2 separate regions of the Homo sapiens genome follow, and region 1 is linked to region 2. A link is an interaction called in ENCODE POLR2A ChIA-PET data of the cell type or tissue named here. Cell type or tissue: MCF 10A. All regions are shown on one strand. Links, peaks and the distances in the headings refer to the core of each region. The heading gives the core; the rest is flanking DNA.

Region 1 (5,361 bases), core at 362-5,361, 310 kb before region 2:
CCCAGGAGTTCAAGGCTGTAGCAAGATATGATCACACCACTACTCTCCAGCCTTAGCACAGCAAGACCCTGTCTCTGAAAAACAAAACAAAACAAAAACCTAAAACTGGCCCGGCACAGTGGCTCATGCCTGTAATTCTAGCACTTTGGGAGGCCAAGGTGGGTGAATCACTTGAGCTAAGGAGTTCAAAACCACCCTGGGCAACATGGTGAAACCCCATCTCTACAAAAAAATACAAAAATTAGTGGCTGTGCATGGTGGCTCATGCCTGTAATCCCAGCACTTTGGGAGGCCAAGGCAGGCAGATCACGAAGTCAGGAGATCGAGACTATCCTGGTTAACACGGTGAAACCCCGTCTCTACTAAAAATACAAAAAATTAGCCAGGCCTGGTGGCGGGCACTTGTAATCCCAGCTACTCAGGAGGCTGAGGCAGGAGAATGGCTTGAACCCAAGAGGCAGAGGTTGCAGTGAGCCGAGATTGCGCCACTGCACTCCAGCCTGGGTGACAGGGCGAGTCTCCGTCTCAAAAAAAAAAACAAAAACAAAAACAAAAAACTGTAGCCCTGAAGGGAACATTAGGTAGGGCTCATCTGCCTTTGGTTCTTCAAGCTGGCTTATCATCAGAATCACCTACAGGGCTCCTGGAAAACACAGATCTTGCACCTAGCCCAAACTTTGTAGATTTCTAGGAGTTAAGGAATTCAAATTCATAATTTTTTCTTTTTTTTTTTTTTGAGATGGAGTCTTCACTCTGTCACCCAGGCTGGAGTGCAGTGGCATGATCTCAGCTCACTGCAACCTCCACCTCCCGGGTTCACGCCATTCTCCTGCCTCAGCCTCCCAAGTAGCTGGGATTACAGGCGCCCGCCACCATGCCTGGCTAATTTTTTGTATTTTTAGTAGAGATGGGGTTTCACCATGTTAACCAGGATGGTCTCGATCTCCTGACCTCGTGATCCGCCCGCCTCGGCCTCCCAAAGTGCTGGGATTACAGGCATGAGCCACCACGCCCAGCCTCAAATTCATAATTTTTAAAGCTCCCCAACAATTCTGATATCAGCTACATTTGGAAAATCTCACATTTTTCATTTGTGATGACAGTGATTAGGTGGAACCAGAGGTGGGATTAGGACCAGGCCCCAGACAGCCATTCAACACTCTCCCTTCTTAACCTGTTGCCATTCCTGAAAACGTATATAGTTGAGTATCCCTAATCTGAACATCCAAAATCAGAGACTTTTTGAGTGCTGACATGACACCAACAAGTGGAAAATTCCACATCTGATGTCATGTGACAGGTCACAGTCAAAACTTTGTTTTGGCCGGGCATGGTGGCTCACGCCTGTAATCCTAGCACTTTCGGAGGCCGAGGCGGGTGGATCATGAGGTCACAAGTTCAAGACCAGCCTGGCCAAGAGGGTGAACCCCTGTCTCTACTAAAAATACAAAAATTAGCTGGCGCAGTAATAGGCACCTGTAATCCCAGCTACTTGGGAGGCTGAGGCAGGAGAATCGCTTGAACCCAAGGGTGGAGCTTGCAGTGAGCCGAGATCATGCCACTGCATTCCAGCCTGGGTGACAGAGTGAGACTCCGTCTCAAAAAAAAAAGAAAAAAACTTTGTTTCATGAAGAAAATTATTTAAAGTATTATATAAAGTTACCCGCAGGCTATGTGTAGAAGGTATATCTAAAACATAAATGAGACCCCTGTTTCCACAAAAATTCAAACAAATTAGCCAGGTAGGATGGTACACGCTTATATTCCCAGCTACTCCAGAAGGCTGAGGTGGGAGGATGGCTTGAGCCTAGGAGGTCAGGGATGCAGTGAGCCGTGATCATGCCACTGTACTCCAGCCCTAGGTGACAGAGCAAGGCCCTGCCTCAAATAAATAAATAAATTGGCCGGGCGCAGTGGCGCACACCTATAATCCACACACTTTGGGAGGCCGAGGTGGGCGGATCACCTGAGGTCAGGAGTTCGAGAGCAGCCTGGCCAACATGGTGAAACCCTGTCTCTTTTTTTTTTTTTAGTTTTAGTAGAGGCGGGGTTTCACCATGTTGGCCAGGCTTGTCTCGAACTCCTGACCTCAGGTGATCCACCCGCCTCAGCCTCCCAAAGTGCTGGGATTATAGACATGAGCCACCGCGCCCGGCCAGTGAAACCCTGTCTCTACAAAAATATAAAAATTAGCTGGGCATAACGGCAGGTGCCTGTAATCCCATCTACTGGGAAGGCTGAGGTGGGAGACGCTTGAACCGGGGAGGCGGAGGTTGCAGTGAGCCAAGATTGCGCCATTGCCTTCCAGCCTGGGCAACAGAGTGAGACTCCATCTAAAAAAAAAAAAAAAGAAAAGAAAAACAAAACAAATAAAATAAAATAAATAAATTTTGTGTTCAGACTTGGGTCACATCCCCAAGTTATCTCAGTATATATATATATACAAATATTGAAAAATCCAAAAAAAAATCCAAAACACTTCCAGTCCCAAGCATTTTGGATAAGGGATACTCAAACTCCAATGTCAACTCCAAGTCCAGACCATTTCCCCCTCATAAAATGAAGTGTTGGAGTCCCACTTGAAAATCCAGGAGTGGCCGGTACAGTGGCTCACACCTGTAATCCCAGCACTTTGGGAGGCTGAGGCAGGAGGGTCGCTTGAGCCCAGGAGTTTGAGACCAGCCTGGGCAACAGAGCAAGACCTCATATCTACAAAAAAAGAAAAAGAACATCAAGGAGTGGTTCTGTGACCATTTTATTCAATCAAGAAGAGTATCTAACTTAAGCCCAGTTCTTTACCAATAGGTGCTTTGAGATCTCACACTGCATTAGGCCACTGTACTCCAGTGTCCTGTCACTTTCCAGGCCCTGGGACTTATGAGTTAATCAACCCTGTCCTCTTTACAACCATCTTCCAGGTCTGAAACTATGTATGGCAATAACTCCAATTACATAAACAGCAGATACTAAAAAACTACTGGCGTTGGTCTTTTATGATTTTGGAAGTGGCAGGTTTCTTCCAAATTTATATTCTTTTGGGAAACCTTTGAAGTGTGTGGGAATTTCTTGAAAGCATGCAAGCTCATCACAGGGTGAGTCAGCCTCAAAAATCCCCAAGGTCAGAAAGATGTCAGCTTGGGTTTAACACTTGAGGGGGGTCATGCAGTCACAGTCACGTGCTACCTACACTTTACAAGTACTTTACTAATCTACTAATCTAATGGAAAATGATGTTTACAGGGGAAACCAGCAACGCCACAGGGAACAGAGGGCAGCATACTTTGAAAGTGTGACTCACCTACTACATAATTACCCTTCACCAAAAGGAATTTGTGATATAGTACCGGAAAACTTTTTTTTTTGTTTAAGGTAGGTTATTACAAAGCCCAAGGCGTACGAACAGGCCAAAGGGTAGGCACATGGACATACAGGGCAAGAGCAGACAGGTATCTCTTAGGGTAACTCCCATAGCTGGATCTGTATGGCCAGTTGACTAAGTCACGGTTTTACAGGACTGTTAGAAATCAAGTGAAGTCTGTATACTAGATTCTATTGGAAGAAAATGGTCAAAATTAAAGTCCAAAAAAGGATTTTGGAAGGAAACCTATAATGTAGCATGTAATGCCAATGGCAGCAAATACTCCTAGATAAACTGTTAGAGCTGGATGGAATCTCAGAGTCATGTTCGAACCCAACCTGCTGTTTTACTGTTAAAGACACAAGACCAGACAGAAAGTGACATGTCCCAGTTCACACAGCTACTGCGGAGCATGGTTGAGACTTGCCTTCAGCATCCTAATGCCCCAGTCACCGTATGTCCTATTAGAATAGATTCAGCTGATCTGGATTAGCAAAATGGAGTGGATCACCACTGCATTCCAGATATCACAAAGCCTCAACTGTCACCCCCTCTTTTGCCCAGAATATTAAGACCTATTACTGGTCCTTTGATATTTCAGATTTTTTATTTGTTAAATTATGGCTGCAAAAAAAAGGCAATTGTTAAACTTACACCTTTATATTCAGTTTCACAATTTACTGAATGTCTCCTCTAAGTCAGGAATCATCCTGGGACATGGGAAGCACAGATGAACAAGATGTTTCATTACGTATCGTGCATTCCGTAACAATGCAGGCTGCCCCTATCGTGTGACTATGATGGAAGGAAGCATTTTGAGCAATAATGACAAAGGAATTTGATTATTTCTGTCTGGTTCCTGGTGAGAACTAATCCACATCACAAAAGCTCAATAGTTTCAGCCCTCTTCTGACTAACAAGGGCAAGAATAGCAGAACAGCCAGGATGTCAGCACCAATTCAAGACATACACTCTGAGACTTCAACAGCAAGAAATTTCTACTCAGAACCCTTGGGGAGACCAGGGTAAGGTCTGGCAACAGAAGACAAGCTTGACTTGACACCAAAGTTATAACTCCTGTATCTGGCCAAAACCTACTGGAGACATGAGTTCCAAGAAAGCATATTTGACTTGTTCAAACATTTCAACTTTGGAACAACTGGAAAAGTGACAGACAAAGTTTGCTGGACGAGAACCCAAGGCAGTTCCACCTCATTCCTACCTCCCAGTGACCAGCAAGTTTGGGTGGAATCTCCAATCCCAGCTTCTCCAGCTCTCGCTCCCTGTACTTCTCATACTGCCGGTACCCTGCATACCCGCCGCCTGTCACCAACAGAATGGGCAGGGGACGCAGCAGGAACATGGTTCGGGCAGGGGCAGTGTGGATTTTTCTGGCATCTGTAATAAAAAACAGGACAATTTCAAGCCTGAGAGACAGGAATAGGGAAGAGTCATGCAAACACAGCACCAACAGGAGGGTCAGGAAAAGTCAGCGCACCTCAGAAGCCCTCAGTAGGGGACCAGGCACATGGCTCACGCCTGTAATCTCAGCACTTTGGGAGGCCGAGGCAGGCGGATCACGAGGTCAGGAGATCGAGACCACGGTGAAACCCCGTCTCTACTAAAAATACAAAAAGAAAACTTAGCCGGGCACAGTGGCGGGCGCCTGTAGTCCCAGCTACTCGGGAGGCTGAGGCAGAATGGCGTGAACCTGGGAGGCGGAGCTTGCAGTGAGCCGAGACTGCACCACTGCACTCCAGCCTAGGTAACAGAGCGAGACTCCATTTCAAAAAAAAAAAAAAAAGAAGCCCTCAGTAGAGGTGACTGGACCCTCAACATATCTAGCAGGCAGGTGCAACCTTGGGCCACTACTCAGACCCTCCTGTCTCCAAATTCTGTCAGTACGTACAGGACAGGCATCTTTCCTATAGAATTACAATGCACCTCAACTGCCACCGCAGTCACAAAATGTATTAATAGATGAAAACACTGAATCGCAAAGA
Region 2 (7,834 bases), core at 2,059-7,058:
GCAGAATATATATATAGAAATCTTTTTTTTTTAATCAGTGTTGACCAGGTTGGCCTCGAACGTGTAGCCTCACCTCCCCGAGTGCCAGGGCAACCGGCCTGAGCCACAGCGGCTCCCTAGAAATCTTAAGTGCAGGAAACAAAACTACAGTTTAAGGAAACAGGAGTCGGAGAGGAGGGGCATTTGGCCCAACCACTGGCAAAAGGCTGTTGTTGCAACAACTGTGAGATTCTGGGAAGTGGGGAAATGAGCAGGTGCTGTGTAAAAGTGCACAGCTGACTGCCCCAGGTGAGACAGATCAGTGTCACAGAGAGTAGGAGGATTTTGAGGTGTGATTAGTATTTTTTTTTTTTTTCTTAAAGAGATGGTCTCGTTCTGGAACCCAGGCTGGAGTGCAGTCGTGGCACGATCATAATTCACTGTAGCCTTGAGCTCCTGGGCTCAAGTGAACCTCCTGAGCAGCTGGGACTACAGATGCATGCCACCGTGCCCAGCTAATTATTAAATTGTATAGACAGGATCTCTATATGGTACCCAAGTTGGTCTCAAACTCCTGGCCTCAAGCAGTCCTCCTGCCTCAGCCTATTAAAGTGCTGGGATTACAGGAGTGAGCTACCACACCCAACCAGTAGGAAATCTTAAAGCCACATTGATACTACAGTTTGAAATATGTAAAAACTAGGGAGCTATGTTTCCCACTAACTGGGCATTTAAAATGTAATCGTCTTTGAGGAAGGAAGAAGGCTCTGGATTATTCTTGTAATAGTTTGAATTTAAAAGGTCCTTTCAGGTGGGCAAACAGCTTACGTGGCTTTCTTGCACTGAAATAGAAACTGTAGTCCCCATGTGGGTTTGGGTCCCTGAATTATCCCCAGAAGAACTTCCACAGTCCGGAACTGACTCCCTTAAAGAAACCAAAAATGTATTTTCTTTGGTGGGGATTTTCTTTAGTTGGTCTTTGTCTGGGATTTTATATCAGTGACAGACTGTAGCGTCACACTTTTCCAGAAATACGGTTTCGGAGAGGGTACCCCTAACGTTTTATGTGTGTGTGTGTTACATTTAGCAAGTTTATATAACATATTTTACTTTTTTTTTTTTTTTTTTTTTTGAGACAGTTTCGCTCTTGTTGCCCAGGCTGGAGTACAATGGAGCAATCTCGGCTCTCTGCAACCTCTGCCTCCCGGGTTCAAGCAATTCTCCTGCCTCAGCCTCCCAAGTAGCTGGGATTACAGGCATGCACCACCATGCCATGCCCGCCTAATTTTGTATTTTTAGTAGAGATGGGGTTTCTCCATGTTGGTCAGGCTGGTCTTGAACACCCGACCTCAGGTTATCCACCTGCCTCGGCCTCCCAAAGTACTGGGATTACAGGCGTGAGCCACTGCGCTTGGTTAGAACTTATTTAACTTTTTAGGCACTTGGTAAACGGTAGCTGTTAGTCCATGTGTACTTTTTTTTTTGGTGGGGGGGGGAGTCATGCTCTGTCACCCAGGCTGGAGTGCAGTGGCAGGATCTTGGTTCACTGCAAGCTCCGCCTCCTGGGTTCACGCCATTCTCCTGTGTCAGCCTCCCAAGTAGCTGGGACTACAGGTGCCCGCCACCTTCCATGTGTACATTCTTGTTTAACAATTCAGGATAGGTACTGTTACTCCCCTTTACAAATGAGACTTTCAGAGGTTGATTTTCTCATGGTCAAACAGCTAGTAAGTTGTGAATTCAAGATTCAAACTCAAATTTAGAGCTCTCATTTTAACCACTATGTAACAATGCCCCATGAGGCAAAGGGATAATATGTCTAGTATACATTCTGGTATATTAACCATTGTCAGCACTGGTGACTGAAATCCAAGAACTCTTCATAAGTGGGCTTACTAAACAAATAATTTTATCTGTTGGGTGCAAGTCATTTTTTTTTTCCAAATACGATTAAGAACAATCTGCCATTTATGGGTTTTAGCTACAACAGAGAAACATAAGAGGGAAACTCACATATCTGGATTTTGCTTGTTCTGAAGGCTTGGAGGCCTTTTTTTTTTTTTTTTTTTTTTTTTTTTTTTTTTTTTTGCTTAACAAAGTATTGAATTTGAGTTTCTCCTGAGTTAAGAAGTGCAGGACTATGTTACATTTTATTTGGGGTATTTTAAGAAATTATTTCATATTCTTGGCACCAGTTGTTTCTCCATATTGCCTTTAATGTATTTTTCTCCCTGCACCCTTTAGTATATTTTTATGCAGGCCCCAAAATTTCTGTCTCTAGGTTGCTGGTAAAATTCCTCCTAGTGTCCAAGTGGAGGCAGCTTGTCTTCTGTCCCAGCATTTTGGTGCTCCTCCCGCCCCTACTCCTGGCTGCAGTGGCATTCCCTTCTGCGGTGGTGAGTGTTAGCACTTCCAATGATCCGAACCTGGCACAGCTTCTGAAGCCTTCAATTCGGATGCCTCTAGGGACAGTAGCATGCAGTAATGCCATTCAGATGGTGTTGTATTTAATCCTTGCCAATCCCCATGAAAATGTTCAGTTATGTCAAAAGCAAGGCAAAAACAGTCTCTTGGCTATACAAGGGTAGCTGTTTTATTTGACTAAAATTTAGCTTAGAGTGGATGTTACTTACCCGAACTTGCCTGCTCTGAGCTTGAAGTTTAGCCTATTTGTGGTCTTACAGAATTGCAGCCTCATCCTGGTGAGGATAAGGGGCTCAGCCTGACCCTGGCTGGTGATGTTCTTGCCCAGTGGCCTGTAGGACTTGGTCTGTTGGTGGATATCTTTCCAGCTTGGGGCAGGCCAGGCAAGATCCTCACTTCCTAAGCATTAACTTGGGAAAGAGCTCAGCAAGCTTTCATCCCTCTAGCTCATTTTTTGTTTTTTTGAGACAGAGTCTTGCTCTGTCGCCCAAGCTGGAGTGCAGTGGCACAGTCCTGGCTCACTGCAACTTCCACCTCCTGGGTTCGAGCGATTGTCATGTCCCACCCAAGTAGCTGGGATTACAGGTGCACGCCACCATGCCCAGCTAATTTTTGTATTTTTAGTAGAGATGGGGTTTCTCTATATTGACTGGGTTGGTGTCGTACTCCCTGGCCTCAAGTGATCCGCCTGCCTTGGCCTCCCAAAGTGCTGGGATTACAGGTGTGAGCCATCACACCTGGCCCCTCAAACCCTCAAACTGACTTTTCTCACACAGACACACACACATACACGTACACACACACTTCTGCCAAAGAAGCTTAAAGGTTTTATGATGTGGTTATGTTTACTTAATCATGAGAATCATTTACTCATATCAAAAGCAAGCTGGTTGATAGCATGTAGGTGTGGGTAGCTATAAAGGATGAGCCCATAGCATGTGTGGAGCTGTGAAGGATGGCAGCATATTCGAGTGAGGTAGCATTACCCCTAACTTAGGCAGCTATGGCCTGGCAGCTCGGGGGTGGCATTTTTGTTTGCTCAGTGTTACTTTTGATGTTGGATGTTTCCCAGATTGAGAACTTTAAATTTTCCTAAATAGTCCCTGTACTGTTTTTGGCAGTGGATCTATTTTTACTCACACACATAGTTTTTTGCCTTGTGAGTAGTGGGTGGAGGCCCTTAGGGGTTTTTGGGTAAATGAATAGTGTCATAGGAAGATAAGTGAATGATCAGCAGGCCAGGTCATTTTTGACATTTAGTAATGTTGGGGGTAGTCCTGGAGCAGAGAAAATGTGTGAAGTGAGTGCCCTGGGGTGGGGACTAGGTGTAGCCAAAGGCTGTTTGGTCAGGACGTGAGTAAAACTGGCTGACAGGGAAGTCCAATCCTTAAAAGAAATGGAGAGGAGGGCCTTTGTGCATGGGAAGAGCCCATCAGTTTAAGGTTGTCCTTCAGGAAGGGTGTAAGTAGGATTACAGAGGGTGGGAAGGCAGGCAGGACACCTAGAAAGCAGAGAGGCTGTGAGCAGGGGTGGCGAAACCCCTGGTTTGTGGCCCGGTGAAGACTCAGTGCCTAGTGTGGCTACACTGAGGGAAGGTGCCGTGTGGCAGAAATGACTGTTGTAATCTTGGTGTTAGAGCGGAAAGAGGCTGAAAACTATTGTCTAGGCCTGTCTGTAAAATTCTGTCTTGTTGTTGCTTCATGTTCCTGATTTGTGGAGATGCAGCAAATGTGATTTCATTAGATTTTGCAGATGATCTTAGGTAGCATGGTCGGGGCCTGGAGAGCATCCATTACTCTGTGTTGCCACCCGGTGTTTGCCTCTCAGTACAGTTTATGACTGAACTTTTCATTAGTTCTCCTGGCTCCTGTATTTTGGTATTTGAAGTGTTGGGAACTGGTGCTAAGTATCATCCATCAAGATTGGCTATCCATCTTTTTGTTTTAATGGACTGTCTGATTTTACATGGGTCTATAATTTTCCAGTCTGGGAAAAACTCAGTTTTCTTTAGTTATCTGGTCAAGTAGTAAGCCATCTTCATTTCATGTTTCCTTTTGTTAACTGAATTATAACCCAGGAGTATTAAAAAATACTGTATTTAAATGTATCCAGTTATTTCCTAGTTAGGCTCTGGCTGGGGTATTAGGAACAATATTTGCTTGCTGAGATATGTTAGTCACCCTCAGCTAATGCTGATAGTGATTCATTCAGACTGGCAGGCAACCAGATGATTTTTACATAAACACTAATACTCCCAGTAAATGATTTTTCTTGTGAAGGTGTCATCATAAATACTGCCCAGTAGCCTTTTTTGGCAGCTTATTCCTGATGGAGAAAGAATATGCTTACAGATACACCCAAACTTCACGTTAGTAGGAAGCCCTGCCACACCTTTTATTGGTGCACAGGAAAAACGAAATCATGGAACATTGGAGCTGAAGGAGGCCTTGGAGATCATTTGGGCTAATCCTGCTTATTTTACTTTGGATGTCCAAAAAGGTTGTGATTTGTTTAAGGTCACATAGCTAGCTCAGACTAAACTTCAGATGTCTTGGGTTTAATAATTATACCGCCTTTTGTGTTATGCAAGCATTCTGTATTATACATACATGTATTTCAGATTTGTACTCACTTTAAATGATATACTCTGGGAAGTTACCTTGGTGTATCTTTGCCAGTTTCACAGAAGCAGCTTTGTTAGTCACAGGAGGAAGTATATTGTGACTCCTTATGGATATTATTTGTATTTTAATGCCAAATGGCCTTAGTTTAATTACTACAAGATGAAAGGAGCTCTCCAAATTCTGTTGTTGCCTTATGCTTTGTTTTATTGAATATTGCTCTAGAAACGCAAGTCATTCTAGAGGATTCAAGCATTCTGAAATTTATCAGAATATTTGGGATGGAATTTTGATTCAGAAGTGTTGTTCGTTAAAAGACTAAGTAGTTACTCATCTTTTTGTAGTTCATAAGTGTGATGATTGGGTTTTGACATGCAGGTGTGAGATGTGCCACCCTCAAACCTTGTTACAACATAGACATGTGACCCTCTGATGTGGGCAAAAAAAGACTAAGTTATTAAATATTTACAAAGTCTCTATTTTCCGTAAGAAAATGTATGTAAGTGTTTAAAGGCACTTACTGGAGGAGGAAACTAGTGGGGTTATAGGTGTTCAGCTGGATTTAAGGGGAGCATGGATTGTAGATTCATGGTAGACTGGGGCAGATCACAGTGAGAGGTATGGAGACTACTAATGAATATGTGAGGATGAATAATGAGAACCCTGGCTTGACCAGAGTGGAGGCAGCACCCCTGGGGAATGGTCAGGATAGCTGTTAGCCAAAGACCACACTGAAGAAAGAAGTGGGTAGGCAAAGGAGAGACTTTGCCTGTGTTAAGGGTTTGTAGCAGAAGAGTAGGGGTCCTGGGGACAGGGAAATGGAGAAATTAAGAGTGAGCTGGTATTTTTATTTTGTCTGGGGCTTGGGGGTAGGGAGGACTCAGACAATTGCTTGTTTTACTTTGTGAGAACTTGGCACGTTTTCTGATTTTTACCTGTAATAATGATTACACTTGCTGCTTATGTCCTTGAACCACTAATTCCCCAAATAAACCATCATTGTTCATGATTTCTGATACTCCACTGCTCAGTCTTCTCAATCCATTTTAAGTGTGTCTATTTGAATATGCTATTGATAACTTTCCCCAATGAACTTGGCCTTTTCCCTCTGGAGGTTCTGTCCTTACAGATTGGTTTAAGTAATACCTTTTTTGTTTAGTGTTTTATGGTTTCCTAAGTGCTTTGCTTTCTTTTTTTTCATTATTGAAATTAAAGACCTTTTGGATAAGCAGAGACTGATTTAATAAAATTAAAGACCTTTACCAGTAGGTCATATTAAGGAATCCCTCTACTTTAGACGACACACCATCTTTTAAGGGCTTGTGAAATGTCCTGGGTCAATTTAGGAAGTCATTTTCTTTGCTTGGGCCCAGACCAACTCTGTTAGCAACTCTGTTAGGAACTCTTGTTAGGAAACTCTGTTAGTTTCCTAGGGGGTGCTGAACCTAGTACGACAAACTGGATAGTTTAAAATAATAAATGTATTCTCTCATAGTTCTGGACGCTAGAAGTTTGAAAGTGAGGTGTAGGCAGGCCACGCTCCCTCTGAAGGCTCTAGGGAAGAATCCTTCCTAGGCACTCTCCCAGCTTCTGGTGGCTTCTGGCAACCCTTGGTGTTCCTTGGCTTGTAGATGCGTCACTCCAGTCTTTGCCTCCACTGTCACATGGCATTCTTCCTGTGTGTGTGTCAAAATCTCACTATCCTTATAAGGACACCTGTAATTGCACTTAGGGCACACCCTAATGTCCAGTATGACTTCATCTTAACTAATTACATCTGCAAAGACCCTATTTCCAAATAAGCTCACATTCACAGGAACCTAGGGTCAGAACTTCAGCGTATCTTTTGGCGGGGGATACAGTTCAACCACTGCAAAGTCTAATAATGCTCTTCCTACTAACTGCATAGCTAGTTCACTTGTAGTTGGCATCATGGAGAACTAAGGGAAGTTAAAGCTTGTGAAATTTAACTCTTCCACTTAAAATAATTGATGCTTCCATCCTTGATGACCAGAGTTTCCTGTGAGGTAGGTCAGAGTACAACTTCCTGCTGAGTAGCTGTGCTTCCTTTCACTAGGAGCTGGGGGTACTTTCATGTCACTTATGAATTGTTCTTCATTTTGGTTTGGGAGAGGGCTGGGAGTATCAGTTAGGGTTCCATGTGTAGCCACACAGGGCGAAGCTCTGGCCACTGGATCTGTGTGATGTTCCATCTGATCTGTGAAGCCCCACCATCTGTTAATGTGTATTTGAGGAGTGGTTGGTTCTTTCCAGAGTATAAAGCTGGAAGCAGAGTCTGGAACACTTCCAGTCTGTTGTCTTTGAACATTTGACAAAGGGACCGTACGATCTTACTGTTCAGAGTATCTTTTTTTTTTTTTTTTTTTTCTTTTGAGACGGAGGCTTGCTCTGTCGCTAGCTAGGCTGGAGTGCAGTGGCACGATCTGGGCTCACTGCAACCTCCGGGTTCAAGAGTTTCTCTTGCCTCAGCCTCCCAAGTAGCTGGGACTACAAGCGCGTGCCACCACGCCCAGCTAATTTTTGTATTTTTAGTAGAGATGGGGTTTCACCATGTTGGCCAGAATGGTCTCGATCTCTTGACCTCATGATCTGCCCGCCCTTGGCCTCCTGAAGTGCTGGGATTACAGGCATAAGCCATCGCGCCCGGCCTGTTCAGAGTATCTTTTGCAGAATGGCTGAAGCTCGAGGTTTTCTTCTTCACCATTATGTACTGCTGCTGTACAACCTTTTCATAATTATCCTTAGTCCCATTCCTCTACCAAGGTGAAAGCAACATCTTATCAGACCCG

Evidence for each region. ChIA-PET counts read pairs that join two places held together with the same protein. Peaks named below come from ENCODE experiments on the same cell type or tissue, not always from the same donor. Only the 100,000 strongest peaks of a DNase experiment are listed, where the experiment ranks them.
Region 1: POLR2A ChIA-PET joins it to region 2 with 5 read pairs; 4 of 35 experiments call an interaction of 5 or more read pairs at or near these places.

The regions. Positions count from the first base shown.
Region 1 is chr22:31,643,521-31,648,881 of GRCh38, forward strand. It overlaps PISD (phosphatidylserine decarboxylase), which reads right to left. Exons shown (of 8, transcript NM_001326411.2): 3 at 4,581-4,756. Among named protein-coding and RNA genes, the nearest start is that of PISD, 16 kb to the right of the region's middle. RefSeq lists enhancers at 2,816-4,015, 3,029-3,078, 3,089-3,198. In MCF 10A, for the core only: no CTCF peak of the experiment used is centred there; a DNase peak (open chromatin) is centred at 3,261.
Region 2 is chr22:31,948,048-31,955,881 of GRCh38, forward strand. All of the region lies in intron 1 of YWHAH (tyrosine 3-monooxygenase/tryptophan 5-monooxygenase activation protein eta), which reads left to right. LOC124905158 (small nucleolar RNA U13) reads left to right here and starts at 5,357; the gene lies at 5,357-5,459. LOC124900477 (a long non-coding RNA gene) reads left to right here. Exons shown (of 3, transcript XR_007068065.1): 3 at 1-1,105. In MCF 10A, for the core only: no CTCF peak of the experiment used is centred there; a DNase peak (open chromatin) is centred at 4,654.